Regions from separate parts of the Mus musculus genome. Here region 2 is linked to region 1. A link is a loop called in an ENCODE intact Hi-C map of the cell type or tissue named here. Cell type or tissue: gastrocnemius. All regions are shown on one strand. Links, peaks and the distances in the headings refer to the core of each region. The heading gives the core; the rest is flanking DNA.

Region 1 (8,328 bases), core at 77-8,076:
ATCCAATCAGAAGGCAGTTGTTCTTACCCACGACAGCTGAGCCACTATTGCACAAGCAGACACATCATGCCTGGCACATTTGTATTTCAGCACACAAGGTCCATAGGCAAGCAGGAATGTTGGTGGCCATTCTCCGCTTGCCTAGCTCCTTTGACACCATGAAAGCCAGCCAGGAGAGTGGGAGTTTCCAGCTCGCTCCGGGTTAATTTCTCCATGCCCTATAGTCAAAGTCCGAGCATGTGGTATCTTCAGTGATAGGGTCTTACTGTCTCGTTCTTGCACAGAGCCAACAGCAGTAGCAATAGCCTTTATGGTTTGAGGGGCCTGAGGGGCTCCTCTGGTCCATAGCTCACTTGGAGGTAGCCCGCCCTAGTCACCGAGGCTCCCATTCAGTAATCTTATGGCTTCGAAGAGGCTTATGTCCTTTTCCATCCATGTAGGGTACCTTTTGGACTCAGACTTCTTCACAGTTATCATTTTAACAACCTCCTTTTCTTCTTTCAATTAACTGAGCCCTAGTAGGATCGTAAGGCAAACGGAAATACCCCCGTACCTGTTTGCCTCTCCTTTGGCTTTCCAAATCTGCGGACCACTCATAGCTTAGCATTATGTCATCTACATGTCTGAACCTTTTCCAGAGTTTAGGCAGGACAAGGCAACGTGACCAGGAAAATCCCTGAAACCCTGTCCCATCACAAAGATGACCTGAATGTCTGCTGTCATCTGTTCTCAGCAGGTGTCAGGAGAGCCCAGAAGCTCAGAACTGAGACGGTACTAAAGTCAAACTTAGGTGAGGTTTAATACAGTGCACATGTGCCATCTGTTTGTATCCATTTGTATCAATTGCTTCCTCCAGAGGTGGAGGCTGGGTACACAGAGGCACTACTTAATTAGCTCACCTTAACCCTTGGTCAGTCTCTCTGAGATACTATGTTTCCATATCCCCGAAGCCTCCCTACTCTTCTCTATGTCTGACCTATTCAGTGAGCCTGACTTAATTTGCTCAGACCTGCTCAGGGTCACCGGGGCCAAGGCTCTGCTCTCTGCAGCTGCACCTGCTGGCTCACTGGGTCATGGAAGCCCTGGATTGGCACTGTGGATGTGGCTGTAGCTGTTGAGTCTCCATCCACCATACCCAGTTGCCCAGAGAGTTCCTGGCTGAGCAAACCATCTCCACCACTAGTGTAACCTTTTGATGGAGGTAAATAGACCCTCCTTAGTCTAGGGAGAGACTCCCCACCCTAGGACAGCTTGATCATCTTCACCTGTATTGCTCAAATCGGACATCTTCTGTGACCACTCCTCAGGCTGCAGAGTCTTCCAGAAGTCTTAGCACACGATTTCATTTTCTATTAGTTCTCTCCTTACGAGCTCCAACTCCACACAAACCTCATCACATTTGTCTTTGAGCAACCCAGACAGACTTCTTTCTCTGATTTACCCTTTAAACGACATCTCCACTAGGTGGTTCTCTCACCGCATGGACAGTCTTTACATGCAAAATCACGGAGATCTGCCGAAGCCTTTACAAAGATCTCGCCCCACCATAGGGCTCAGCAAAGCCACCAATGTGCCTTAAACAATGAAGTGGCTTGTGCCCCTCCCCCATCCCTCAGCTTGCTAATGGCCACCGTGAGATTTAAAACATCCACACTTACTTTCTCACGTATGTAACTAGGTAGCTGTTTTATCTGTGAGGAGGGGGGAAAAACCCCGCAGGCAAATTACAGGAGAAATACGAAGCCCCAAGAGGGCCTTGGCTCCTTGGCACTTCTGATGTCATTTACATAAACCTAATTATGTCATAATTAGACAGCACTCTTATCTAGTTAGAAAGATGGCTCCCTTAAGTGCTTTATTGAGAGACATTTAGGGGACAATATTTTTAGGTAGTTAGGTAATATTAAGAGTTTCCATTCATTTAGAGTAACTTTACCCAGCCAGAGAGTCAGAACAACAGCGTCTTGGGGTGTTATTTTAAAAATAAGTCAACAGCCAGAATGTAACGGTAACAGCTGTTTTGAGAACACAACGCCACAGGCGGGACAGGTTATAAAGAAAGGAGGTTTATCTCAGCTTATAGTCCAGGCTCAAGGCTGGTGGATGCATCTGTAGTGGCTCCCTTAGTAACAGCTAGGATGCATCTGTAGTGGCTCCCTTAGTAACAGCTGCGGAGCTGGCTCAGACATAACCTGGCAAGCCAACCAGGATGAAAGGAGAGTGTGATGTCTTTCTCCCATAACCCCAGCATTGAGGGGGCGGAGCCAAGGATAATCCCTACGGCTGTGAGGCCAGCCTGGGATACACAGTGAGTTCCAGGTTAGTGAGACTCTCCCCACCTTTCCCCCCAGATTCAATCTTGGGACTGACCCTAACGCTATTGTCTAACCCTGGTCAACCCTCAGTCCCAACCCTGAGTCCCCACCCCCTAGACACTAAAACTGGATCAAGTCTCCTGCTTGAGAATGAAGAGCCACCATATAAAATCCCTGCGCATGTGCATCAGGCACCCAAACCACAACAATGGGAAGGCAAATCAAATCACTTGTAAGGGGCTCCCTTCCCCCAAATACACATTGATGCTCTCGATAAAAGAGCTACCGTATTCATTGCCGACAATGACGGTACCGGGAAGCATGTCCACGGGACAGCTATGCTATGCGTCTTCAGACGATGTGTATCCCAGCCCTGCCCCTATTTGGCTGATTAGAAAACCCTGCTCCTGGGAGGCTTGATCAAAGTCAGGTGCTCATTAAGTGAAGGGGAGAGGTAGTGGTTGCTGGTCATGAACCACCCAGCACTCAGGGTTTAAGACAGTGATTTACTTAACTCAGCCTGCATTTGGGCAGTTAGGCGGTACTACTGTGTCAGGGGCTTGCTCGAGTTTTCAGTCAGCAGATGCGTTCGATGATTCGATGAACTTAAAGGCTCCATCTGGCTTCACCCAGGCACAGCCACCTGGGATCCAAGACAGGAAGACAAAGCCACAAAGTCTCATGTAGCCTAACCTTGCAGGCCAGTTGCCAATCAATTCAGATCAAACTTGACTGATGCTGGACAGTGGGATGGAGAAGTCACTGTGAGATGCGTAGTCTCACTTTACGTCGGTGGAGAAGCATATTGGGTTTGGTTTGTGGTTGAAGGGATGGTTCAGAGGTCAAGAGAGCTTACTGCTCTTGAAGAGGAACCAAGTTTAATTCTCAGCCCCTCTGCAGAATAGCGAATAATGGATGTGGCTCTACCTCCCTCTTCTAGTCAGTATGGGAATTGCACACACATAAAATTAAAAACAATTATTTAAAAATAATTCCAAAATAAATTGATTTGGTAGCTTAGAATATAGCCCAGTGGGAGAACACGTGCCTAGTTTGAACATAGCTCTGAGCTCAATCTCTAGTATCAAAGGGAAAAGATGGACTAAAAAAAGATTTATATTTATACGTGTTTTGCCTGAAGGTGTGTGTGCACACGCACCTGTGTGTGTGCAGTACTTGCAGAGGTCAGAAGGGGACAGCTGATCCCCTAAAACTGGAGTTGCAGGCAGTTGTTTTGAGCTGCCATATGGGTGCTGCGATCTCCAGCCCCAAGATTTGGATTCTAATTTGTAACTCTATCGTTACAAGTGACATCTTAGTTATAAAATGAAAAAAAAAAAAAAAAGAACAAAAATCTCATTAAAGCTCCAAGTATCTTCATGAGAATAAGCAGATTACAGGAGACAGTAAAGAGCAATAGCTTTTGTGTGCAGTAGGGAGCGCTGTGTGCAGCCACAGAGCACCATTCAGGTGAAGAGACAGCTGGAGAAAAACTGGCAGGTCCAGGGCACCTTCCTGGTGACTTCCTACATAACCATGTTTACGAAGGTCAGAGGACCATTTGTAGGAGTCAGGTCTCTCCTTCTGCCATGTGGAGTCCTAGGGATGAACAGGGACCAAACTCAGCTCACTGAGCTTAGCAGAATGGACCTTTATCTGCTGTACCATCTCGCCAGCCCCAGAAAAGCTCACTCTTAGAATAAGGATGTGATTACAAAATGGAAAAGGAAGGACAAATTAAAAATTACATTTGTCACCAATGCCATGGTGGTCTGTTCAGGTAGAAATAGCCAGAGGCTACAGCAGGTGGGTAGAGGTTCTGTGGAGGACAAGATCTTGGCAAATCTGAATATGTCCTGGCAAACTACCAGACACCAACTCCATCCATCAGTGAATAACAACTTGACAGCAAGGGAGCAGGGTAGCTTTGCACACCCCAGATGCAACTGTCGGGAGCAATTCCATGTAATCCCCCCATGGCTGTCCCCAGGGATGCACAGACAGACATCCGGAACCCAGAATGGAGGGACAAAAGGCCATACACAACATAGCCTTATCAACTTGCTAACACAGCTGCCCGTAAACCCACAGCCAGACTTTCTCCAGACTCTGTGGTTTCTGCAGACCTCGACGAAAGCATGCCAGAACTCGAGGGTCATCTGGGGGGAGTTGGTTTAAAACACAGGGGCCACCAGGCAGTGGTGGTGCACGCCTTTAATCCCAGCACTTGGGAGGCATAGACAGGCGGATTTCTGAGTTCGAGGCCAGCCTGGTCTACAGAGTGAGTTCTAGGACAGCCAGAGTTACACAGAGAAACCCTGTCTCAAAAAACAAAACAACAAAAAAATAAATAAATAAAAATGCAGGAGCCATTTGTGAAAATCTGCTTCCCAGGGACAAGGGAGTCACACACTGGCAGACTATGATAGTGCATGCTGGGAGACAGGACGGGAAGATAGTGAGTTTGAAGTCAGCCATGAGCTACACAGTAAGAACCCGTTGGTTGAATTTCTGACTTCAGCCACGATACCAGGAAATTCCAACGTAGGAATCCACGGATCACTTTTGGAGGGAGGGAACTCAGAATCTGTCATCTTCCCACTCTTTAACCCCTGTCTCTTCACTTACCTAGGGTGACGCTGTACGCCGAGTTCCTTCCCATGAAGGCCAGAGCCAAGTGCATTTTGCTGATTGAGGTAAGGAGGGGGTGACAGGTCTCCCAGGAATTCTTACTGACTGTGAAGCAGCTTTCAAATGTATGTAGCCACAGGCTCACAAAGACTCAATTGAAAATTATGCACATGTATATATAGTATAAATGCTTTGTCCTCCTTCCCTCTTTCTTCCTCCCTTTCTTTTCTTCTTCTAATTACTTATTTAATGTATGTGGGTACACTGTTGCTATCTCCAGATGCACCAGAAGAGGACACTGTTTTCCATTGGTTGTGAACCACCCTATGGTTACTGGGAATTGAACTTAGGACTTCTACAAGAGCAGCTAGTGCTTTTAACTACTGAGCCATCTCTCCCACCTTCTCCCTGTCTTTCTTCAATTGGAGGTTGATCTAGGACAGTGGTTCCCAACCTTCCTAACTGTATCCTCTCGTACAGTTCCTCATGCTATGGTGACTACCAACCATAAATTATTTCATTGCTACTTCATAACTGTAATTTTGCCACTGCTATGAATAGAAATGTAAATGTCTGATATGCAGGATATCTGATATATATGACCCCAGGGGAAGGGTCTTTTGACCCCCACAGAGGGGTCATGACCCAGAGGTTGAGAACCACTGATCTAGGCTCTCACACATGCTGGGTGGGTGCTCTACTACTGAGCTATATCCCTGCCCTTTTTTGTCCTTTCTATTTCAAGACACAGTCTTGAAAAATTGCCCAGGTTGGTCTTGAACTCACTCTGTAGCTGTCAGGCCCAGCCATACAGGGACTGCAGAGGATTCTCGGCATACCAGTGCCTGTTCTGCCACGTGATCACACTTTGTGTCTCCTTACATGTTATGTAAGGGGAGAACTACTTCACCCTAAAATTCTCCAATTGTGACTCCCACCACCCCCTCAGCAAAGAAAGAAACAATTGTGATTTTAAAACAACAACAGTAGTGAAGTTTCTGTCACCAAGCCCACTCCAGAAGGACCAGGAGGGTCCAAGGGCAGCCCAGACCCTCTGCAGAGACCACCCTGCAGGGGAGGAGGCAGGGCAGTAAGTCAGTCCTGGTTTCTCCTCCACCCTGGCTTCCCTCTCATCCCCTGGACTCTCTATTAGCAGAACATAGTGGGAAGCCACAGGCAGGGAACCTAGTGGGTGTGTGTGGGTGTGTGTATGTGTGTGTGTGTGTATGTGTGTGGGTGTAGGTGGGGAAGGAGAATAACCTGGGGGATAAGGAAGAAATGACCCCAAGAATGGATACTGAGCCTGTGAAAAGAAGAAATGACCCTAAGGATGGATACTGAGCCTGTGTGAGGGAGAGATGACCCTAAGGATGGATACTGAGCCTGTGTGAGGGAGAGGTGACCCCAAGGATGGATACTGAGCCTGTGTGAGGGAGAGGTGACCCCAAGGATGGATACTGAGCCTGTGTGAGGGAGAGGTGACCCTAAGGGTGGATACTGAGCCTGTGTGAGAGAGAGGTGACCCTAGGGGTGGAGACTGAGCCTGTGGGGAAGGAAAGCTGATGTCAGGAGACAAAAGACAAAAGTAGACAATATGTATAGTCATGTGCAGAGAGAACGGAAGTCTAACCAGGGCTTTCTACCCACGCCCAAGTTTCCAGAGATAATGACTCTGAGACATCTTACCTATGAATAAACACCTAGGCCAAATGCCTTGGCTCCTTCCCTGACTACCCCATAACTGAATCATTGCTCTGTTCTACGGCCTGCCATGTGACCTGGTCCTCAGTTTCATACACCGGTCTTCCTCTGTCATCTGCACCTATTTCCCAGAATGCCCCACCCCCTCTCTGCCGGATGCCCCACCTTCTAAGCCTGCCTCAGCTCATTGACCAGAGGCTTTTTTTATTGACAGGTGAAACTTGCATACATTGCACACAAGATTCCCTCTCCATGGAAGCTCTCCTGTCCGTCAGTCCATACACACACAGGGAAGATGTGGTATATCAATATGTAATAGTAGCATCACACCTTCAAAAGGCAGGAAACTATAACAAGCTACAGTGTCCATGAGCCACCAGGACATTATGTTTGAAGAAATCCAGACATAAAGGACAAGTGCCATGTGATTCTGCTAAGCAGGTGGTCAGAATAAAGCAAAATCAAAATGACAGGACAGGCATCTTTAAACACGCCCATCATCCCAACACTTGGGAGGCTGAGGCAGGAGGATCTCAAGTTCAAATCTAGGCTGGGCTGCATAGCCAGACCCTGTCTCGAAAGCTTTTTAAAAAGGACAACGAGAAAAACACAGAGACTTCCAGGGAGTTGGGGCTGGGCAGAGTCGGGGCTGACTGTCGTGGAGAGAGTTTCCTTTCACAGAATGACCGCTGGTGGTCCACTGCATTGGTGGCCGCAGGACCGGCGGGACGTGCTCGATATCAGTGCATACCTAAAATGGTTAGGAAAAAACATCCAAAGAATTCAAAGTCCCTTGCATGCCCCCTGCCATACCTGTGACACAGACTACTGATCCTTCCCTCCTGCTTCGCTGTGGTGTCCTGTTGTGCGGTGCTGCGTGGGTATTACGTGAGCAGCGTGGGAGGGGCGACAGCAGGATGCGCCAATCCCGTCCACCGTACCCCACACTACCTGTATGGACCACACTACCCTGCCACTGACTCTCACTCTCCCATGCTAGGTCTTCTGGGCCATAGGGACCGTGTTCGAGGTGCTTCTGGCTGTGTTTGTGATGCCCAGCCTGGGCTGGCGCTGGCTGCTCCTGCTCTCGGCCGCTCCACTACTACTCTTCGCTGTTCTGTGCTTCGTAAGTATGTCTAAAGTTGTCACTTTTTTTTTTCTTTGAGACAGGATTTCTCTGTGTAGCCCTGGCTGATCTGGAACTCACTCTGTAGACCAGGCTAGACTCATAGAGATCCACCTGCCTCTGCCTCCCAAGTGCTGGGGGTAAAGGCATGCGCCCCCACTCCCTGGCTTGAGGGGGAGATTTTTTGAAATGGTGGTCTTCATTTGCTCCACCTGACCCCAGAACTCTAAAAGCAACCACAGTGGTGATGACAGCTTCATGCTTTTGTTACCCCGTTTAACCCTGTAAACACCTGAACGAGGAGGAATCAGAGGGAAGTGGGTCCTATAACCCAGTACCTTACAGAGGACTCTGTTCAAAGCCAGGTCTCTCACCCCAGAGACTTGCTGCTTAAAGAAGCCCACACAAATGAGAGAAGGTGGCCAGGAGGGCGTGCTCTGTCCTATACTGACCAGCCACACCCTGGGTCTCCTGTTCCCCCACTCCCAGTGGCTGCCAGAGAGTGCTAGGTACGATGTGCTGTCCGGGAACCAGGAAAAGGCAATCGCTACTTTA
Region 2 (8,328 bases), core at 238-8,237, 81 kb before region 1:
GGGTTGGGAGTCAGGCTCCGGAGCCCCGCTCTCCGCGCCAACCGCAAAGACCGCCGCCCCAAGACGCCCATGGTCCAGCCGAGCAGGGGACCCGCTGCACCCGTCTGCGCTCCCACGCAGGCTTTTCGCGGCAAAACACCTCCCGCCCCTTGCCGCTTCTGATTGGACTATACAAGGGCAGGGTGGGCACGCTGCACACCGATTGACTCTGAGGCGGCCGAGCTCCGTCCCCATTGGTAGATGTCTCGGCATGGCGGCCGTGGACGCGCGCGGTTGTTTTGGACCTCTAAGGTGTCCCAGTCTGGCTGATAAACGGGGTGCGCGGCTCTCCTGCCCGGGACCCGCAGCACCGCAGTCTCGCGCTGCCTGGTGCTGCCCCGCGCGCCTCACCCAAGACCTTCCACGTGGGCTTTTCGCGGCAAAACAGCTCCCGCCCCTTGCCGCTTTTGATTGGACCACGCGAGGAGCAGGGCGGGCACGCTGCACACTGATTGGCTCTGCGGCGACCGTGCCCCATCCCTATTGGCTAGTGCCTCGGCGTGGCGGCGGCCGACAGCGCGCGGCTGTGTTGAACCCCTAAGGTGTCCCAGTCTGTCCGAGCAAGCGGCGTGCGTGGCGCTCCTGCCCGGGACCCCGCCGTACCCCCGCGTCCCGCGCTACCCCGCTCGTCTCACCACGGCATCGCCGCCGATCTCGGCCGCCACTCCGCTCCCTGGGACCGGCTCCGGGCTGCGCGTGGTCCGCTTCCCTGTGGGGGTCGGAGAGAAGAAAGAGTATAGGGTCTTCTGGCCGATCATGCCTGCGCCGAGCACGGACCTCCGGGACTCCTGCAGCCGTGCTCACGGTAGGCGCGCTGCCACCTGCGCGGGCTCCCGTTGGGGGCGGGGAGGCTGGCTGGGCAGGGGTCGGTGAGGCCCAGCGCGCATGTGTGGGAGGGGCTGAGGCCCCGCCCCCGGGTGGGTGGGGCTTAGGAGGTAGGGGGAGCCTGCTGCTTACCTACCTACCTGTCCTAGCTCTAAAGCGGGGCTTTCTCCAAGTCTTACTGATGTAAAGATTGAAGGCCTTTAACCCCGAAATGTTCCACTTCCCCAGATACACCTCCCTCCCTCCTTTTCAGTCCCCTTTGGGGATTGAACTCAGGGCCTTTGTGCATCCTGAGCAACCGCTTGACCACTGAGCCATACACCCCCTTGTACTTTTTACCTCCCACACTCACGTCAGACATACATTCAGTTGTGCAGCTTTCAGTTATATCCTTCCCTCTAATATAACAATCCCAGCTACTCTTTTCTACTGAGTGATCTTTTGCAGGTGTAATTTATTTATTTATTTTTTTTATTTTTTTTTTTTTTTTGGTTTTTCAAGACAGAGTTTCTCTGTATAGCCCTGGCTGTCCTGGAACTCTCTGTAGACCCGGCTGGCCTTGGATTCAGAAATCCGCCTGCCTCTGCCTCCCAAGTGCTGGGATTAAAGGCGTGTGCCACTGCAAGTGTAATTTAAACCTCGACCGACCGCTGCCCTGGAAAAACCCTCCTATGCCGCCGTGTGTCACAGAGTGGTGACACACCCTGTGAGCCCAGCATCTGGGAGGTGGAGGCAAGAGGATCAGGAGCACAAGGCTTGGCTACACAAGCTGTTAGGGGCTAGTCTGGGCTACAGCCTCCCAATCTGAACTGACTAGACTCCCAATTTAGCAGTTCTCCAGGCGGTTTGCCTTTCCGCAGCGTCCCGCTAAAATCTTCGCATGCTATGTTATTTTGTCCCTTACCTGGAAAGCTTCAATGCTGGCTTAGGATTCTTCCCTGTAAGATCCTCTTCCCCATCCCCCCCTACTCCCTAGCCTGTCACCCTGCTCACAACTTCCATATTGTACAAAGAAATCTTGTTTATCACATTGCCCCTTTTTTGTTTTCATCTCCAAAATACAACGTGGATAAGACAGGACCTGCTGTGCCCTGCTGGTGTGTGACAGCAGAGAGCACCGTGTGCTCCCATAGGCAGCACTTTAGAGAGATATAACACGTTCCCTCTGGTCGAGGACCAGGGCGTTTTCTCAATGAAGTAAACTCAGCATTCACAGAAAAGTTTGAGCTTGAATATTTATGGTGATTTTTTTTTCTTCTGTGCCACCAGGAGCAAGAAATGACTGTCACAGGTCTTTCCATACCAGCAATGGAAGGAGAAAAACGGTACAAATGTCCTCTATGTTTATACATAGTATATAAATAAAATGGCTGTACTTGAAGCTAAAGATTAAAAAACACAGCTGGGCAGTGGTGGCGCACGCCTTTAATCCCAGCACTTGGGAGACAGAGGCAGATGGATTCCTGAGTCTGAGGCCAGCCTGGTCTACAAAGTGAGTTCCAGGACAGCTGGGACTACACAGAGAAACCCTGTCTCGAAACAAACCACACACACACACACATACAAAGAAAAGAAAAACAAACAAAAACAACCCCCCCAAAAGATTAAAAAACACGGGGGCAGGGGCAGGAGAGATGGCTCAGCGGTTAAGAGCACTGACTGCTCTTCCAGAGGCCCTGAGTTCAATTCTCAGCAACCACGTGGTGGCTCACAACCATCTGTAATGGAATCTTATGCTCTCTTCTGGTGTGTCTGAAGAGAGCAATAGTGTACTCATATAAATAAAATAAAATAAAGATTTTAAAACACGGTTATATCTAAAAGCAGTGTGCTTACAGAAATAAGTCAAACGCAAAAGGCTATACAGCCTCTAATCCATCACATTTATGTGGAATCGTGAAGAAGAGCAAGCAAGGAATAGCTGACAAATTATGTCGGAACCTAAGGGAGGAAGGATTCTATGGGATGGTATAACTGTTCTCCATGTCGACTGTAGTGGTCAGACAATGCTGTGTCTTTGTCAGGAGTGCAGATTCATACACTGCCCTCAAGCCCCCCAGACAGTATGCTGTAGCACACTAGGCTCGTAGACCCCAGAACTGGTCCACAGGCCTAACCTTGCTGAGCCATCAGGTGAAGGCAGCATCCTGCGGTGCGCAGGGAGACCGGCAGGGGGCGCTGTGCCCGGAAGTCCCGCGTAGGCGGGAGGGGCGGGGTGAGGGTTCCTGGGGCTGCGTGTGTCTGTGCAGAGACCTGACCCACCGCTCCGGGCTCTCCGGTGGAGCCCGGTTGCTCGCCCGTGCCAGCCCCTACCCCGCGGGGCCGCAGGGCAGAGGCAACCCTGCTTTTCTGGGTAACTGGGCGAGCCTCATGCCTCTCTGCGCTTGCGTCTTCCCATGTGTAGCCTTTTGGGTTTGGGCAGCCGTTTGCAGCCAAAGCTCTCGAATTCCGAAGAGGACGGACGGGTCTTTAAAAGTACTCCATTCCAGGGCGGGCCTGGGGATGCGTGCCCGGGATTCCTACCGATGGGCGCCTGGGGCGTGAGGACAGCGTGGTTCGGGTCAGCTTGTGCTAGGAAGACTTAAGCTACAGGGCAGGCTCCCCGCCTGGATGATGCCCGCCAGGCACCTCCTAGGAGGTTTAATGCGCTCTTGTTTCCTTTGTAGGACGCGTCTGAGCTGTGAGTGGGCGGCGGGATGGACAAGTTCCTGGTGAGGCCAGACCTCCGCGACCTCCAAGGGGGAGGGGAGGAGCCCGCCCCGACGGGAGGAGCCTCGGGCGACCTGAAGAGCCCGGACTGGCGACACCTTCGCGCGGAAGGTCTGAGCTGTGATTACACCGTCCTATTCGGCAAAGCCGAGGCAGACAAGATTTTCCGAGAGTTGGAGCAAGAAGTGGAGTATTTTACTGGTAGGCGGAGGTCTTACGTGCGTTAGGCTTGTGCGAGGACAGGATGCGCCTTCCCTGGGAGAAGCGTGAACTTCCGGCTGTGACGGATTAGGTCACGGTCTGGGCAGCTCTGGTTAGGTTAGGTTATGGTTTGGCATACGAACTGTCCACGAGGTCTAGAACGAAATTATTTGGCAACTGATTGGAATTACCTGGGAAGTTAAAAAACTAAATAACAAAAAAAGCAAAACAAACCCCCAAACCGAACCATTCTGGGATCTTCGTGATACTGATTCAAAATAGCTGGAGGCGAAGGTTAGGCCTCAGTGGTTTTTGTTTTTTCGAGACAGGGTTTCTCTGTGTTGCCCTGGCTGCCTTGAAACTCACTCTGTAGACCAGGCTGACCTCAAATTCAGAAATCCTCCTGCCTCTGCCTCCCAAGTGCTGGGATTAAAGGCGTGCGCCACCACTGCCTGTCGACACCCTGTTTTGTTTTGTTAAAGACCATAATTAAATAAATGTATGAGATGAGTCAGCAGTTAAGACTAGTTGCTGTCCCAGAGGACCCAAGTTTGGGTCTGAGCACCCACATGGCAGCCCACAATCCTCTGTAACTCCAGTTCCAGCTACTGTGGTGCCCTTGTCCAGCCTTCGAGGGCACAGACATCACAAGCAAGCAAAATAAAATATTTAAATACATAAAATAAAACAAAATTTTAAAAAGGAAGGGGAGAATGATGGCCTCAGGGGCCTTCTCTTAGAAGGATTTGGTTCTGGACCAGGGACAAAGGGAGTGTGTATTTTGTATATCAAAGCAGACCAGGCCTCCAGGTTCTTCCAGCATCCCCCTCCTCCCCCCACACACAAGTCCTTTCCTGACATACCCTGCCCCCAACCCTGTTTCCAGCCCAGGGGTTGAGCAGCCCTTCCCCCAGAGGCTCTTCCCTATATGATCCAGACATTGTGGTCTCTCCTCTTTCTCTTCTCTCTGTACACTCGAGCTCTTTTTCTATTTCTATTTCTCTTCCTCCTCCCCTATGGTGAATTCCCTGGCCAGTGAACTGGCCCCAAGAAACTGCATTTAGTATTATCTAATCTGTCTTGGCCCATTTCACCCGTGGCAGAGAAATAACTTATCACAAGTCACCCATGTTTTGTTTTCAGCAATTTCATGCATGTGTATGATGCATTTTGGCTGTTTTCACACACCCCCGATTCATCACCCTGACTCCTACAGAACCCCTTTGTCCCAAGCCCCTGTGGTGCTCTCATGTTATTTTGTTTTTGTGGCCCGCTGGTTTTAATGCTATTGTGTCCACATGCCTTGTGTGTCTGCACATAGTGTGTCTACATGTCTCATGTGTCTGCACAAGGAAGCCACAGAATCCAGTGGATTTTCAGTATACTCATGTGCATTCCTTCTGCCCCTTGACATAAAGCCCAGCTGGAGACCGCTTCCTCACTGAGACATGGCCTCTCCTGAGTCTGGAACTTGCAGATCCAGTGAGGCCAGCTGGCCAGTGAGCCTCCAGCAGTGGGATTCGAGGCATACTGAGCAATACCTTGTGGTGGACACTTTACCAACTGAGGCATCTCTCTCTTTCGTTGAGACATGCTGGCTTGGAATTTGTGTTCTGTCTACTTCAGCACCAGAGTGAATACTTGGGACAAGCCACAATGATTTAGGGTAAGAGGTTCCCAACATGGCGTTTTACAACGTGAGCAGAGGGAACGTTGTTTCTGCTTCTCCACCTTTGAATGTGCGGAGCTGTCTGCACCCAAGGGTCACTGGTGGAACTCCCGTTCTTCTACGCAGGTGCACTGGCCAAGGTCCAGGTGTTCGGAAAGTGGCACAGTGTTCCCAGGAAGCAGGCGACCTATGGCGATGCTGGCCTCACGTACACGTTTTCTGGTCTTACCCTGACACCAAAGCCCTGGGTTCCTGTTCTAGAGCGTGTTCGAGATCGAGTCTGCGAGGTGACAGGACAGACCTTCAACTTTGTACTCGTGAACAGGTAAGGCTTCCTCCGAGGAAAGCCGTGCTCCTTTGTGACAACCCTTCTATAGTGCACCAGGCTAGACAGGTGGCCGTGCCACTCTTGCAGAGAACCCAAGTTCAGTTCCCAGTCCTGGCTCTGGCAGATCCAACACCTCTGGCTTCCGTGAATAACTGTACTCATGCCCAATTATCTTTTTCTTTTTAAAGAGGGGAGTCTTCACAGAGCTTGTGTGTAGATGTGAGAGGGGTTGGACCTGTTACTGGGAAAGTTAAACATACTGATAGGATTGGGGATAGGGCTGGATTTGGGGTCCAAAGTACTTTGCTGTACGGAGTTGACCTGTGTGCCAGGATGCTCAACACACCCCCAGCCTCAACCCTGTAGGTGCCCGTAGCACCTAGAATGGGTTCCAGTATAGCAGCCAACAGGGCGTCTTGATTCAGCCTGGCTCCGAGGCCTGAGCTAAAGGGGAAGCCATTTCACTTTAGGTGGTGAGAGGGAGGCTCCCAGGGGCTGGGACGGCTGACTTGGTAACTAGCTAGAGAGCCGGAGATACCCAGTGTTCAGAGTAGAGCAGAGGGGGCTTACGGTGGGTGCCACTGAAGATCGGAGATGGAGAGGGAAGGGTGTGGAGGGAAGGGCTGAACTGCGGGGGGGGGGGGGGGGTGGTCAGCAAATGTGGGGAGGAGCTTGTGACAGGCTTTCGGGCTGTGAACCTGGAAGGCGTAGCTATGTGATGTGATGGGTGAGGCCTGCAGGTATTGTAAGAAGCAACTTATTAAGTGTTCTATGGCTGTGAGGAATGCCACTGTTAAAAAAGAAAGCATTGTGCTGAGGCTTTCTTTATTGAGCTTGCTTGTCTTAAGAGGGTGAGTCTGTGATCATCCTGGCAGGGGGAACAGACAGGCATGGCACTGGCACCATAGCAGGCAAGAACAAGTGACACAGACAGACAGACAGACAGACAGACAGACAGGGCCTGGTGAGAGCTCTTGAAACCTCAAAGCCAAGCCCCACCACAATGATATCTACTCCAACAAGGTCACACCTGCTTGGTCCCAAATAGTTCTACTAGCTGGGGACCAAGTGTGCAAACAGGACCCTGCAGAGACCATTCTCATTCTAAGCAGCACACTCAGCACGGACACCCGAGGCCGGGCTCACCTGTGCGCCTGCCAGGCTACGAGGTTGCGAAGCCAGCACTGCTGCAGGCTGCAAGAGAGTGAGGCAGCTCCATTAGCAGCTGAGGGAGCGAGGTTCTTCTGAACTGATTGCTTGCTTGCCCACTGTAGGTACAAAGATGGTTGCGACCACATCGGCGAGCACAGAGATGACGAGCGAGAACTGGCTCCGGGGAGCCCCATCGCGTCTGTCTCCTTTGGCGCTTGCAGAGACTTCATTTTCCGGCACAAAGACTCTCGAGGGAAGAGGCCCCGGAGGACAGTGGAGGTGGTCAGGCTGCAGCTGGCACACGGAAGCCTGCTGATGATGAACCCCCCAACCAACACCCACTGGTACCACAGTCTCCCCATCCGCAAGAGGGTCCTGGCTCCGCGGGTCAACTTGACTTTTCGGAAAATTTTACCTACTAAGAAATAAAATGTCTTTATTTATTATTGTATTTGGGGGGGGGTGTGTGCATGTGTGTGCACATATGTGGACATATGTGTGTGTTATGTGCATGCACAGGGAGGCCAGAGGTGCCAGATCACCTGGTACTATAGTTATGGGTGGTTGTGGGCTGCTCAACACAGGTACTAATGTGGAGACAAATCTGTCCAGCCCCTAAGAGCCATTTTTAATAGTCAGTGCTCTGTGCTTTCTCTTAGCTGGAAGGAGTTGGTGTTTGCTTTACCACAGAGAACAGGAAAGGTTATAAAAACATAGGCAGCACCCAGGAGGAGGATGCCATGGGACACCCACCAAAAAGACCACCCGTCAGGCCTGGCGTGGCAGCACCCAGGAGGCAGAGGCAGGCCATCTTCACAAGTTGACAGGTAGCCTGCGGTACATAAAGGACTAAAGCACCGCACTTGGCTGTTTCCTAACAAAACCGTCTTTATTGCAGTAGTGCTCAGCAGGTACAAAGGCTTCAGCAAGTCCACACTCGGCAGCCTACGGCGGAAGTACTAGCTTAGCTTACGTTTCTCCGGGAAGTAGGTGCCTACTGTGAAGAACTTAAAACTAGGAGCCATCATTGGTCATTACCTAATGTAATAATTTACAAAATGAGGAAGGACATTAGCGCTCGGTCAGGGTGACACATCTACAGCGGCTCACGCACACAATTGTCCTCTCAGCCACCTCAGGAGCAGCAGGACTGGTGCCTGGGGCCCACAGCCCTGCACGGTGCTCTATGGTCACAAGTGACTGCCGGCTTTTGTGTTCATCTCAGCCCGGAAGCCAGGTCTGTGGGGCTGCTGTGTCGTGGAGTCCAGCACAGCATAGTCTCAGAGTCTCAAGTCCTCAGTATGCACAGTGAGATCTGATCTCATAGCTGATGCCTAGGCACATCTGGAATGTCTGCCAGCTCACCCCCGGCAGAGAAAACACATCCTTGGCCTTACCTCAGTGA

The links. Peaks named below come from ENCODE experiments on the same cell type or tissue, not always from the same donor. Only the 100,000 strongest peaks of a DNase experiment are listed, where the experiment ranks them.
Region 2: a loop joins it to region 1, with 4 times the contacts of the local background. A loop is called at or near these places in 12 of 42 quality-filtered maps.

The regions. Positions count from the first base shown.
Region 1 is chr5:114,042,251-114,050,578 of GRCm38, reverse strand. It overlaps Svop (SV2 related protein), which reads left to right. Exons shown (of 16, transcript NM_026805.1): 7 at 4,948-5,011; 8 at 7,648-7,773; 9 at 8,263-8,328. Among named protein-coding and RNA genes, the nearest start is that of Gm16108, 19 kb to the left of the region's middle. In gastrocnemius, for the core only: CTCF peaks have their summits at 3,251, 3,743 and 5,238 (motif pointing right); DNase peaks (open chromatin) are centred at 3,842 and 4,247.
Region 2 is chr5:114,122,972-114,131,299 of GRCm38, reverse strand. It overlaps Alkbh2 (alkB homolog 2, alpha-ketoglutarate-dependent dioxygenase), which reads left to right and starts at 3,082. Exons shown (of 4, transcript NM_001359941.1): 1 at 3,082-3,217; 2 at 3,531-3,774; 3 at 5,570-5,768; 4 at 7,046-7,374. The coding sequence starts at 3,561. The coding sequence ends at 7,352. Ung (uracil DNA glycosylase) reads right to left here and starts at 144. Exons shown (of 6, transcript NM_011677.2): 1 at 1-144. The coding sequence starts at 71. It also overlaps a transcript of Usp30 not described here. In gastrocnemius, for the core only: no CTCF peak of the experiment used is centred there; DNase peaks (open chromatin) are centred at 503, 890, 3,074 and 3,586; H3K4me3 peaks cover 2,207 bases; H3K27ac peaks cover 1,986 bases.